Linked DNA regions of Homo sapiens: region 2 is linked to region 1. The links are chromatin contacts, found by POLR2A ChIA-PET in ENCODE. All regions are on one chromosome and are shown on one strand. Each heading gives the region's core, a stretch centred on a gene start or an enhancer-like site at or near the end of the contact. The rest is flanking DNA. Distances are from core to core; before and after follow the strand shown.

Region 1 (6,777 bases), core at 1,729-4,228:
TGGGCTTACAGGTGTGAGCCACAGCGCCTAGCCAGTGCTCTTGTCTTTTGAGAGCCCCCTTTTCTCTCACCTGATCTCCCTGCCCCCTATTTTCCCCTTTAGTCTCCTTTCCAGACGCTACTGAGTAGCTTCAGGGTCAGTCTAGAGATGCAATCCAGGTTGGGATCCTTGCTGGGAGAGCCCTTCCTTCCCTGGCTTTGTAACTCAGGGCCTTCTGGTGTGCACACCTGCAGGGTCCAGGCTGGGCCTGTGCTTCTAGCTTCTCTGTGTCTCTCCCTGAGATTGGAATCCTGGCTCTGTCCTCAACTAGCTTGAAGGGGGGCCCCCAGGAATGGCCCCTTCTGGATTTCATACCCTTGTGTAACCTTGTTTCACTTTTTAAAAGATTTTATTTAAAAAGTTTTTTTTTTGTTAGAGACAGGGTCTCACTTTGTTGCCCAGGCTGCTCTCAAACACCTAGCCTCAAGCAGTGCTCCTGCCTCAGCCTCCCAAAACACGCCCGTTCACTTTCTACCAGGGTTGTGTGTGACCAGCAGATGTGTTGGAAGTGATGGTGTGTCACTTCTGAGGTTAGGTCATTAAAGACGCAGCGGCTTCTATCTTGTGTGTGTTCTCTTTTTCTTGGGCCACTCGCTCTGGGGAAAGCCAGCTGCTGGGGCTTGAAAACACACACGCCTGGGAAGAGGCCGCACTGGTGAGGGACGGAGGCCTCCAGCCCACAGCTGTGGGAACGTGGGAATGAACCTTTTAGGAAGTGAATCTTTCGGCCCTGCTCTAGCCTTTAGATGACTCAGTCCTGGCAGCATCTTGATGGCAACTTCACAAGAGAGCCTGAGCCAGACCACCCAGCCTGGCCTCTCCTGGATTCCAGACCCGCAGGAGCCATGAGTTTCTTTGTTGTTTTACACATCAAAGTTTTGAGGCAATTTGTTACACAGCAGTATATAACTAATACACCAGCTGTAGGGCTTTGGGCACGTTCCTTAGCCTCTGCACCCCCGTTTCCTCCCTCGTGCCATGAGCATTGTAGAGGCGAGTGAGGAACACGTAGACGCAGCACAGTGCCACGCACATGAGGCAGCTTTCCAGCCCCTCCCGGGATGGTTGTGGTCATTTTCTTGCCCCTCCCTGGATGGACCGTGACCTCACAACGTCAGGCCAAGTTATTGCATTCTTGGCCTGAGGTCATCCATTGGCCATAGACAGAGGTTCTCGGCAGGAAAGGGTGAGATAAAGAGAGGGGTCAGTCTCTTTCCTCCAGCCCGGGTCGGGAGAACCGTGCTGGGCCAGGTGAGACATCCGCTGTCTGTGCGGTGTCCTGGGATGAGCCACTGGACCTGACCCATGGGGAGATTTGTCTGTGTCGCCAGAGGGCGAGGGGTTTCCTGGTCTAGCTTGCCTTGGGCTTGGCCAAGCATTCTGGCTGCCACTGGGGCCCCCAGGACAACTGAGAACTGTCCTTTCTTCTTTGACCTTCAGCTGCCCCTCTCTCCCCTGTCCCCTGGTGCCTGCTCAGATGCTTTCTTCTTGTGACCCTTGACCCTTGGCCCTTGGCCCCTGCCCCGAGGCTCCTCCACCCTGGGCTCCGTGTTCTAGAGTTCACTGTGTACTAGTTCCTCAAGCTGTTTGTCCTTCACTGCTTCCGATTTTTCTGTGCATTACTCAAGAACTGCATGGGCATGTGTCAGTATAAAAAAAAATAAAGTTGGCCGGGCGCGGTGGCTCACGCTTGTAATCCCAGCACTTTGGGAGGCAGAGGCGGGCGGATCACGAGGTCAGGAGATTGAGACCACGGTGAAACCCTGTCTCTACTAAAAATACAAAAAAATTAGCTGGGCGTGGTGGCGGGCGCCTGTAGTCCCAGCTACTCGGAGAGGCTGAGGCAGGAGAATGGAGTGAACCCGGGAGGCGGAGCTTGCAGTGAGCCGAGATCGCGCCACTGCACTCCAGCCTGGGCGACAGAGACTCTGTCTCAAAAAAAAATAAAGTTGGCCGGGCGTGGTGACTCACACCTGTAATCCCAGCACTTTGGGAGGCGGAGACAGACAGATCACTGGAGTTGGAGACCAGCCCCTGGCCAACATGGTGAAACCCTGTCTCTACAAAAAAATACAAACATTTGCCTGTGTGTGGTGGCACATGCCTGTAGTCCCAGCTACTCGGGAGGCTGAGGCAGGAGAATCGCTTCAACCCGGGAGGCGGAGGTTGCAGTGAGCAGAGATCGAGCCACTGCACTCCAGCCTGGGCAACAGAGCAAATTTCCATCTCAAAAAAACCAAAAACCCAAAACAAAAAAACACAAAAAAACATTATCGACATTAACAACTACAAGGCGCCCGGCTAATTGTATATTTTTAGTAGAGACAGGGTTTCTCCATGTTGGCAGGCTGGCCTCGAACTCCTCACCTCAAGTGATCCGCCCGCCTCGACCTCCGCCTCCCAAAGTGAGCCACCGTGCCCGGCCGTGAATGTGACTTGATAGCCCAGATTTCCTTCCGTGAACGCTTGTTAGTTGTGAAACTAGCAAAGTTGCGCCTCTGAGTTTACGCAGAGCCGGCTCCGGAATCCGAGTTCCGGGTTCGAGCACAGCTCCGCCGCTACCTCGGGCGTGACCTTGGCCGGAGCCTGGTCCCCTCTGAGCCTCAGTTTCCCGGTCTGGGATGCCGGAATGACAGCTCGCCCCCTGCCCCGCCCAGCCCCGCCCAGCCCCGCCCCGCAGGCCCTGGGATTGGTTCGCGCGAGGTCCCCCTCCCCAGGCGGGGTCGGGCCTCTCCCGCCCGCCAGGCCCCAACCCGGAAATGCAGCTGGAGCGGAGGCGGAGCCCACTAAGGCCGCGGCGGAGCGACGATGGGCGCGGCCAATGGGCGCGGGCGTCGGCTGCGGCGCGACGGAAGTCCTGCCCGGCGCCGCGCGGGGGCGGGGCGGCGCCGGGGGCGGGGGGCGGCGGGCGACGGGGCGGGCGCAGGATGAGGGCGGCCATTGCTGGGGCTCCGCTTCGGGGAGGAGGACGCTGAGGAGGCGCCGAGCCGCGCAGCGCTGCGGGGGAGGCGCCCGCGCCGACGCGGGGCCCATGGCCAGGACCACCAGCCAGCTGGTGAGCGCGCGGCGGCGGACTGGACGCGCCGGTTTGTTACCCTGCCGGGTCCGGCGGCCGCCCGGGTCCGGCGAGGCGGGGCGGCCCGGGGTCCCGAGGGCCGGGTGCCTCCTTACCTGCAGCCGGGCGGCCGGGCCGGGGATGGCGGGCGCCGGCCGAGGGCGCTGCTTGGCTGCGGCGGGGAGACCGGGCCTGGGTTGCGGCGGGCGGCGGCCTGGCCGGGGGCGCTGACAGACGCGCGGAGGGCGGGGGAGGCCGGGAGGTGTCACCCGGCCCAGCGGGGTGGAAGTGCCTGGAAAGTTTGTTTTCGGCTTGGCGCAGCCTGGAGCCGAGCCTCCAGGGTTACCTTTCGGTTCTGTCTGTAGAGGAACCGCCCTGGGCTTCCACCTGGAACGGGGTCCTTGGCGCCTCCGCCTGCGAGAGAAGCAGAAGGTGCAAGTTCTTGCTGAAAGCACCTGATGCTCCTGGGCCCCCTTTTCCAGATTCTTGATGACAGTGGTCGGGAAAACTCGCCTTTCACGGCCCGGCCAAGGGGCATTTGGGTGCTTTTGCTGCCCGTGGCTGTGCTCAGCGTTGTGGGAAGCCCCTGGGAGGCCGAATGTGCAGGATCACCGAGGGGAAAGTGAGCTTGACAGGTAGGAGGGATTTTAGGGGAAGGACCAAAACAAACCACTTGTTGGGTGAAATGTTTTGCTAAAAGTGTCGCTGGTGTTTCTATATTTTCTCTCTATCGCTAAAAGTATCCCTCGTGTTTTTATGTTTTCCATATGCTAAGTTCTACAGTCTGGGGACGACGGTTTAAAAATTTATGCCTTGTATGCGATGTGCAGTGGGTGATGGAAGAACGTCTACATGGCTTTAACATTTGATTTAAAAGGCAAATATTTTAAATGAAGGAAAACCCAAGAAATTTAATTGATCCCGTGTCTTCCAGGATGCGGCTTTTTTTTTTTTTTTTTTTTGATGGAGTCTCCCTCTCGACGCGCAGGCTGGAGTGCAGTGATGCGATCTCAGCTCACTGCAACCTCCATCTCCCGGGTTCAAGCGATTCTCCTGCCACAGCCTCCTGAGTAGCTGGGATTACAGGCGTATGCCACCATGCCCGGCTAATTTTTGTATTTTTAGTAGAGAAGGTGTTTCGCCATGTTGGCCAGGCTGGTCTGGAACTCCTGACCTCAAGTGATCTGCCCGCCTCGTCCTCCCAAAGTGCTAGGATTACAGGCGTGAGCCACCACGCCCGGCAGATGTGGCTTTTTGATAGGCGTTCTTGATCTTTTTTTTTGTGGGGCGGGGAGTGGGGGGTTGTGAGTCTGTTTGAGAACCTGAGGAAAGGTATGGGCCCTCTTCTGAGAAAAAGGCAGAGTGACGCTGAATTTTGTAACTACGTCAGGAGGCTCTTGAACTTTCTGCAGCTCACTCGTGGACTTTGTAGAGATGCGTGTTAAGGAAGAAGGTTCAGCTGAGAAAAATGTTGAAGGGATGCCTTTCGCTATTTCGACATGTGTGGCTGTACACCAGAGTGGCCCGGGTAACATAAAAACATGAATTAGGCGGATTGGCCAGGCTCAGTGGAGGCTGGGGCCGAGAGTTATGTCGAAGTTTGTGAGGTTAACCTGCACCCAGTGACAGTCATGGCGAAATTTGTGAGGTTAACTCGCACCCAGTAACGCTGTTCCAATGCAAGGTGTGTATTTGGTGTCATCCACGGGAAGAGGAAAGAGCAAATTTTCTCATGGCCTTGGCAGTTCCACATGATGGACATTTCATATCTGCAGTTTTCTTCGCATGAGATGGCTTTTTTGCACAAAAACACTGGAATCCAGTGAGCAAGAATGATAGAATGCAAGATGGATTTCCACATGAGGAAGTGTCACGAACGAGCGTTTTGCATCTGTCAGCTGGATTCCCCCATGTGTACGTATGTGAGAACATGCCGTGTTTCCTGTCTGTAATGGTAGAGGCAGCCCTGATCCTGGATTTTCACCTGAGGATGGATAGATCTTCAGGGTTCAAGTGGGTTTGCATCTGGACTTTAGGGTGGCCCTGTAGGCCCTGTGTGAGAAGCCCCCTTCCCAGTGAACTTTCCCTTGTGTGTCCGCGTGGACAGCCAACAGGGGGAGCAGTGCGAGCGTGAAGGCAGACAGTGGCCTGGCCCAGTCTGATGCTAAGTGGGCCAGAGGCAGTGAGTACCATTTCTTGATCTGACTACTCAAGACAGGCGCTTCCCTAGGTACTTTCACACCTCATTGCGAGGTAGGTGTTGTTCCCATTTTACGGGTGCAGAAGCTGAGCTGCAGAGGCGTTAGGTACCTGCCTCATAAGTGGTAGAGACTCCAGTGTCACCCTGCCCCTCACGTTCGGAGCCCCTGAGGGAGGGTCTGCCGGGCAGCTCAGCCCAGCACTCTGTAAGGAAATCTTCAGTGCCACTGCCCAGGATGTCTTCCCAGGGATTGGGCCTGAATGTCTTGACCATGCCGTGCTGGAGGTAGGAGGGGTGTCTTCATATGGAAGAACTGTACATATTTCTTTGGCAGATGGCTGAACTCTGTGACCCCGGGGCCTGTTTCAGCCTCCTGCTGTCAGAAAGCAGCTGTTTGGGAAGAGGCTGTGATTCGGCCTTGTTTGAGGGCCGATACTCTGAATGGGTGAGGCTTGAAATCCTCCCTTTGGAACAAAGAAACATGTAATGATTTTGCTGAAGGTAGAATTGGGGGACTAGGCAGAGTGGCCTCCTGCCCTCCCTAGGGTGGTTCTGTCTTTTGCAAAGGTGGCTGCATCCTTAGGGGAAGGTGAGGGGAGAAGCAGGGAGCATGGAGAGAAGTGGCTTTCGATTTTCTCTCTCCTTTTGGGGAGTTCCTCCTTATGTGGCTGGTCTGGTGCATAGTGTGATGTATTCCTGTACGCAACGTTGCCCTGACAGCCAGTCCAAGCTGAGTCTAGAGCTGGCAAGGTGAGCTCCCAGTGGTAAGAGGGAAGTGGTTTGTTCTGCTTTTCTGAGATGTGTTCTTATGAGAAGGATCCAGCAGCAGCCTGCAGAGATGTGGGGCCTGAAAAGAGGCCTTGGGCAGCTCTTCTTGACAGGTCTTGGCCCTCTAGACTGCCTTCAGCACAGTTTTGGGGAGAAACAGGGAGTGTTCCTTTTTCAGTCTATGCACTCATCCCCTGAGCCGCCTGACCCAGGGTTTAGATGCTCCAGGGCAGCTGATTGACACCGGTGGGAGACGGAGTCTGGCAAGCAGGTGATGAACTGGGAAGCGCTGCAGAAATGAGGGGGCAAGCGTGGCCAGTCCCTTCTGAGAGGATGTGTTTGGAAGAGAGTGGGCACTGGCGTGGCACTTTCCCCTTCTGAGGAAATGGACAGGATGCCACGTGGTGCTGCAGTTCTGTGTGGGGCAGGTTGTGGCTGCAGAGAAGCCCTGGGTGCAGAAACAGTCCCCCAAGCAGGTGCGAGGGCCAGGGTGCTCTATGCTGCTCCACACCTGCTGTGCGATGACATGTGGCCACTGGGCTGCCCAGCACAGTTGTTTAGAAAGCAGGTTCAAAGGGCAGTGTGCTGGGAGGAAGTGCTGCTGTGGAAACTGCAAGTTTTGGACATGAGTTGCTCAGGTCTTTTCAGCCGTGCATTCTTCTACAGCAGAATTGCATTATTCACTTGCTCAGTGTGATACCATGTCCTTTAAAAA
Region 2 (6,777 bases), core at 53-2,552, about 27 Mb after region 1:
CAACCTCCCTGCACTAATGCCTGCATCCCCTCCGGCCTCTTGGCCCCCTATCCCTGCACTTCTGGAAACCTCCCTGCACTCTGGAAACCTCCCTGAACACCTCCCCAACTCTGCGCTCTCAGCCTCCCTGCATCTCTCCTGGCCTCCCTGCACTTCTTCCAGCCCCCCAAATTCTCTGGACCTCCACCCTGGCCGCCTCCTCCCAACTTTCATTGTCTTGGCATCTCTCAACCCTCAGTCCTCTCTTCCTTCCCTTCTTTATCATCTCCCCTTTCCTCTCCACGTCCCGCCCCCTTCCTCTTCCTGCCTCCTCATCTCCCTTAAGCATCCTCTTCTCCAACCTCCCGTCACCGTTTACTCTGCAAAATTGACAGCACTTAGACGAGGCTTGGGGGCAGGGAGCAGTGTTGGGAGAGGGCTCCCCAACCCCAGGCTCGGACTGTTCTCTGCTGGGACCACCCAGGGTCGGACACCCAAGGGTGCCTGGCAGGTCGCAGAGTTGGCAAGCCGGGCCTCGTATGGGGACTCGGGTGAGGGTGGCGAGTACTGGTTCCGAACGCACGCAGGGGAGAAGGGAGGGACGCGGCGCTGACCCTTCCAGGTCAGCTGGAGTTGACCCGCCCACCTGGGCTTTTCAACCCCAGTCCGCGAGTTTCTTTCTTGAAGGTGTGGGGGCTAGATTCATTCACGTGCTTCGTAATGAAATAATCCAAAAAATAGGACCAAAGCGCCCACTGGCAGGAGCGAGGGCGGGGCGCCGCGCTCTATAATTATTTTCTAAGATGATGGGGGAGGTTTGTTGCACGCGACAGCCCGCTGAGGAGGCGGGGACCGAGCTACAACGCGGTTCGGATTTGGCGGGGGTTTTTTTCCTTAAAAAAAAAAAAAAAAAAAAAAAAAAAGTCTGGGGGAAGAAAAAAACTAAAATTCTTAAAAAAAAAAAAAAAAGGCTATTATCAAACTGATTTCTCCCTTTTTGTATGCCGGATGCTGCATGAGTCTGAAACACCAATAAACGGAGACTGCATGAGACTCGCCTCCAATCTCGGTTGGTTCCTGCGTTCGTCCCGCCGGCCCGGCGGTGCTGCCTTTCTGGCAGAACCTTACTGGGTGGTATACGCATGCGACTTCCCGGTGGCCATCTTTACTGTGGGCTGAAGCCTGTGCGCTTACTCGCGCATGTGCAAGCCTTCCCTCGCTTTCCTCTTCCAAGTAGCCTTGCCTAGAGCGGAGCCTCCCGCGCCATTTCTGTGCGCCTGCGTAGCGTGACCCTGCGCAGCCTGGGAGGCGGGTCTTAGCTCCAGGTGCGTACGGCATCTGACTTGACGTGGCCCACAACTGAAAGGTCTGGGGAGAAGGCGCCGTGTCCGGGTGTGGAGAGGGGCGTCGTGGAAGCGAGAAGAGTGGCCCGTCCCTCTCCTCCCCCTTTCCCTCTTTCGGAAAGTGGTTTCTGCGGGGCCCGGGAGCCTCGGAGTACCGAACCTCGATCTCCGGGGCGGGGTCCTTGGTGGGGACTGAGCGCCCCCTCCCGGGGACGGGCGGTCTGGCCGCGGAGTCCCCTGCGGGAGCGTGATTGGCTGGAAACGGTCCCGAACCCCCAGGGGAGCCCGATCCCTGGGGGACCCTGGCTTCGGACTCCAGTATCTGTCGTCGCAGGGTCCCTGCCCTAGTGGCCTATGTCCCTTGCTCGGGGCCATGGAGACACTGCGGCCAGTACGGCGGCGCCTCTGTCTGAAGAAGGGGAAGTGACCTCCGGCCTCCAGGCTCTGGCCGTGGAGGATACCGGAGGCCCCTCTGCCTCGGCCGGTAAGGCCGAGGACGAGGGGGAAGGAGGCCGAGAGGAGACCGAGCGTGAGGGGTCCGGGGGCGAGGAGGCGCAGGGAGAAGTCCCCAGCGCTGGGGGAGAAGAGCCTGCCGAGGAGGACTCCGAGGACTGGTGCGTGCCCTGCAGCGACGAGGAGGTGGAGCTGCCTGCGGATGGGCAGCCCTGGATGCCCCCGCCCTCCGAAATCCAGCGGCTCTATGAACTGCTGGCTGCCCACGGTACTCTGGAGCTGCAAGCCGAGATCCTGCCCCGCCGGCCTCCCACGCCGGAGGCCCAGAGCGAAGAGGAGAGATCCGATGAGGAGCCGGAGGCCAAAGAAGAGGAAGAGGAAAAGTAAAGGCACACCCTTACACCTTGTCCCGGGGCTGCTCCCCTGATGGCGGGAGGAAATAGGGAGGGGAAAATGTGGGACGCTGGAACCTTTGAAAGTGGAGGGAGGGAAGCCAGCGGGGGAGGAGGAACGGGCAGGGGAGAAGCACACGTGTGGGTGGGAGGGAGGACCGCCCTCACCCTTAACTATGTTCACCTGTCCCAGACCACACATGCCCACGGAATTTGATTTTGATGATGAGCCAGTGACACCAAAGGACTCCCTGATTGACCGGAGACGCACCCCAGGTACAAACGAAGAGGAAACAGTTGGGGGAGGTGAAGGGCCTCGGCTCAGTTACCCAAGATCGGCTCCCCTAGAGGCCTTTGCTTGCTGCCTCAGCTCCCACACAACTTACAGCTGCAGGAGAGAGTATTCACCCAGTAGCACCATCTTTATGACTTAGATTACTACCTTGTCTTCCTTTTTTTTTTTTTTTTTTTTTTGAGATGGAGTCTTGCCCTTGTCCCCCAGGCTGGAGTGCAATGGCACGATCTCAACTCACTGCAACCTCCGCCTCCTGGGTTCAAGCAATTCTCCTGCCTCAGCCTCCCAAGTAGCTGGGATTACAGACGCATGCCACCACTCTGGGCCAATTTTTGTATTTTTAGTAGAGACAGGCTTTCACCATGTTGGCCAGGCTGGTCTTGAATTCCTGACCTTGTGATCCGCCCACCTCAGCCTCCCAAAGTGCTAGGATTGCAGGCATGAGCCAATGCGCCTGGCCCCTTGTCTTCCTTTAAGAGACAATTATAATACAAAAAATTAGCCGGGCATAGTGGCGGGCACCTGTAGTCCCAGCTACTCAGGAGGCTGAGGCAGGAGAATCGCTTGAGCCTGGGAGGTGGAGGTTGCAGTGACCTGAGATCACACCACTGCACTCCAGCCTGGGCGAGAGAGTGAGACTCCGTCTCAAAAAACACAATTACAGATAATTCTTTTTTTAAAAAAACAACTAGTCATTGATTCTGGAAAATTACAGATAATTCTATCATGTTTCCCATTCCCAGAAGTCCAAGTCCTGGCCTTTCAATATTATCTAGATCTGCATCCCTCTACTACCATGTACATTCTTTAATCACACCGCTGGCCCCATTTCCCACCCCACATGCCTTCCTAGAATTTACCCTCAGAGTCATGCCTTTCCTTTTTTCTTTTTTTTGAGGGGTGGAGAGACAGAGTCTTGCTGTGTTGCCCAGACTGGTTGGTCTCGAACTCTTGAGCTCAAGTGATCCATCCGCCTCGGTTCTCAAAGTGCTGAGATTACAGGCATGAGTCACTGCACCCAGCCTAGAGCCATTCTTGATTTCTCTCTCTTTTACCTGAACATTCACACCAGCAGCAAGTCTTGGTAGCTATAAGATGTACATTTCCAAGTACCTCTGCTAGTCTCCACTTTCAATACCACATCCCCATCCAAGCCACTGTCTTTCTTGCCTGGATAGTTGTAGTAGCTCCTAACTGGGCTCTCTGCTTCCAGCTTCTGCAATTCAGATGAACCTTTTAAAACATAAATCATATCACTTTTTTTTTCTTTGAGACGAAGTCTTTCTCTTGCTCAGGCTGGAGTGCAGTGGCATGATCTTGGCTCACTGCAATCTCCACCTCCTGGGTTGAAGCGATTCTCCTACCTCAGTCTCCTGAGTAGCTGGGATTACAAGGACACGTCACCACGCCTAGCTAATTTTTGTATTTTCTAGTAGAGAGGGGGTTTCGCCATGTTGGCGAGGCTGGTCTTGAACTCCTGACCTAAAGCTTCCCAAAGTGCCTGCCTCAGCTTCCCAAAGTGCTGGAATTACAGGCGTGAGCTGCTGCACTCAGCCATAAATCGTGTCACTTTTCCACTTAAAATTTTCCAAGGGATTCCATCTTGCCAGGGAAGAGCATGTCAAAGGAGAATCCAAGCGCTTTTCCCGCCACCTCCAGTTCTCTGCACTCTTTTTTTTGTTTTTGTTTTTGGCGAGTAGGGGAGACGGAGTGTAGCTGTGTCACCGAGGCTGGAGTGCAGTAGTGCGATCTTGGCTCATTGCAACCTCCACCTCCCGGGTTCAAGCGATTCTTCTGCCTCAGCCTCCCAAGTAGCTGGGATTACAGGCGCCCACCACCACGCCCAGCTAATTTTTTGTGTTGGCCAGGCTGGTCTCAAACTCCTGACCTCGTGAGTTGCCCACCTCAGCCTCCCAAAGTGCTGGCATTACAAGCGTGAACCACCATGCCCGGCCTGCACTCTTCTTTGAACAGAACTCTGTTCTTGTCCTGGGGCCTCTACCCTTGCCATTCCCCTGCCCAGTATGTTCCTCCCTGTTCTTCACATTACCTGTGCCTTCCTGTCAATCAAGATCTTTGCTTCTCACCCTCTCTGAGGTCCAACCCTGAACCTCAGGTCCTCCAAGACAGAGGCCTGGGGACCTGCATGTTTAACCAGCTCCCCAAGTGATGAGTGAGGTCCAGGCAGGTATGGTGTACACCACCTCCATCCCTTCCATGTATCTTACCTTCCTCTTCTCCAGGAAGCTCAGCCCGGAGCCAGAAACGGGAGGCCCGCCTGGACAAGGTGCTGTCGGACATGAAGAGACACAAGAAGCTGGAGGAGCAGATCCTTCGTACCGGGAGGGACCTCTTCAGCCTGGACTCGGAGGACCCCAGCCCCGCCAGCCCCCCACTCCGATCCTCCGGGAGTAGTCTCTTCCCTCGGCAGCGGAAATACTGATTCCCACTGCTCCTGCCTCTAGGGTGCAGTGTCCGTACCTGCTGGAGCCTGGGCCCTCCTTCCCCAGCCCAGACATTGAGAAACTTGGGAAGAAGAGAGAAACCTCAAGCTCCCAAACAGCACGTTGCGGGAAAGAGGAAGAGAGAGTGTGAGTGTGTGTGTGTGTTTTTTCTATTGAACACCTGTAGAGTGTGTGTGTGTGTTTTCTATTGAACACCTATAGAGAGAGTGTGTGTGTTTTCTATTGAACATCTATATAGAGAGAGTGTGTGAGTGTGTGTTTTCTATTGAACACCTATTCAGAGACCTGGACTGAATTTTCTGAGTCTGAAATAAAAGATGCAGAGCTATCATCTCTTAAAAGGAGGGGCTGTAGCTGTAGCTCAACAGTTAGGCCCCACTTGAAGGGAGAGGCAGAATTGTACTCACCCAGATTGGAAAATGAAAGCCAGATGGGTAGAGGTGCCCTCAGTTAGCACCTGTCCCATCTCGGGCCCTCCAACTCCTCCCAGTCCCACTCCAGTGCAGCCAGCTGGCTCCAAGGTAGAAACCCATGAGCACTCAGGGAGCAGTGTGCCTTCAGCTGCAGCAGAAGCAGCCCGGAGGATAAAATGAGAACCAGCTGCACACGGGCCCTTTAACTCCCAAGCCCCACCCCTGGGCTTGGCCTGCCTTGCCCTGCCGGGAAGTGATCCCCAAGGCAGGGTGAGAGTTCCCCATCTGAGGCGTTTGTTGCAGCTACCTGCACTTCTAGATGTGAGTACATTGTACTAGCCCCCCAAACCCCAAATCAGGGGCAGATCTTTGTATCCCTTGAGGCTCTCTTTAGTCCTGTCTTGCTTTGAAGGGCCTTGCTTCTGCTGGGGCAGGGAAAACATGTCTGAATCAGAGTGGGGAAGGAGGATGGGTGGTGGCTTTGCTTTTGGAGGTTTCACTTTCCAATAGTTGGGAGTCTTCTGGGTTTTGAAGTAAAGGCAGATTAACACCAACACCGGTCCCCCACCCCCCTGCAACTCTCAGGCCTCTCTCTGACTTCAGGGTCCCACCTGGGAAATCAGGTGGGGAACCTTACAGGGTCATTCAGACCCCATCTTAGCCCTAGATCGGTGCTTGCTCTACTCACCTGCACTGTCCTGGGGACCTGGGCTCTGGCCTGTCACCTTGAGCTCCAAGAATGTGACCTGTACCCATTCAGGCCCCTTAACTCTGACAGATGAGGGTTTCTTACTCCTCCATGCAGGGCTGGGCCAGCTGTTGGTCTCAGTCGATCATTCAGGAAGTCATTAGCAGAGTGATTTCCAGAAGGCGTAGAATTTAGTGACCAAGGTTCTTTCCTTTTTGGGAGGAGAAAGTGAAAACTAGGATGCTCAGCTGGACCCACCAGCCTGAGATTCTGGGGATTTTAGAGCTGTCCCTTGGGGAGCCAAGCACTTGGGGGTGGAGGTGATAGCGAGGCTGATGGCCCCTGTGTTCTCAGCTCTCTGCCTGGGTAGCCCCTGGGTGATGGGGGAGAGGCCAGCTGTCACGTGGGGTATCAGGTGGCTCTGCCAGAAACTCCCTTGGCACACAGAGCACTGGGTCGGCCCTCGGGTGTGGCTGTTTGGGCAGGACAGCCCTCTGTATGTAGCCTTGAGCAGGTAGGGGGGCCACCTTGAGTGGGTGGCCCAGAGACAGCCTCAGGGCTCCAAGGTAACGGGGTGCTCAGGTTATCTTGGGTGCTGCCCTCCCAGGTTCTGGGGGAGCAGAGGCTGGGCGCTGGCCCAACTTACAGGAAACACTCACCTTTGAACTGCCATTAGCACCATCTGGGCAGTACACAGCCCCACCCAGGTCCTCTAGTTCTTGTTCTCGGCTTAGAATCTTTGTGTTTCT

What was found. ChIA-PET counts read pairs that join two places held with the same protein, here RNA polymerase II (POLR2A).
Region 2: POLR2A ChIA-PET joins it to region 1 with 14 read pairs in BJ. The contact joins the promoter of PAGR1 here to the promoter of PDPK1 in region 1. POLR2A ChIA-PET finds 5 or more read pairs at or near these places in 2 of 52 experiments (BJ and H1).

Annotation. Positions count from the first base shown.
Region 1 is chr16:2,535,043-2,541,819 of GRCh38, forward strand. PDPK1 (3-phosphoinositide dependent protein kinase 1) reads left to right here and starts at 2,979. Exons shown (of 14, transcript NM_002613.5): 1 at 2,979-3,094. The coding sequence starts at 3,071. RefSeq lists silencers at 2,486-2,795, 2,906-3,115, 3,126-3,255 and enhancers at 3,374-4,074, 5,138-5,227.
Region 2 is chr16:29,814,850-29,821,626 of GRCh38, forward strand. It overlaps PAGR1 (PAXIP1 associated glutamate rich protein 1), which reads left to right and starts at 1,303. Exons shown (of 3, transcript NM_024516.4): 1 at 1,303-2,158; 2 at 2,361-2,443; 3 at 4,706-6,777. The coding sequence starts at 1,677. The coding sequence ends at 4,905. PRRT2 (proline rich transmembrane protein 2) reads left to right here. Exons shown (of 4, transcript NM_145239.3): 4 at 1-1,032. MVP-DT (MVP divergent transcript) reads right to left here and starts at 5,518. Exons shown (of 4, transcript NR_186424.1): 1 at 5,335-5,518; 2 at 4,691-4,752. It overlaps MVP (major vault protein), which reads left to right and starts at 5,613. Exons shown (of 15, transcript NM_005115.5): 1 at 5,613-5,661. RefSeq lists enhancers at 13-642, 535-754, 1,005-1,254, 5,257-5,326, 6,018-6,584 and 1 more and a silencer at 1,445-1,614.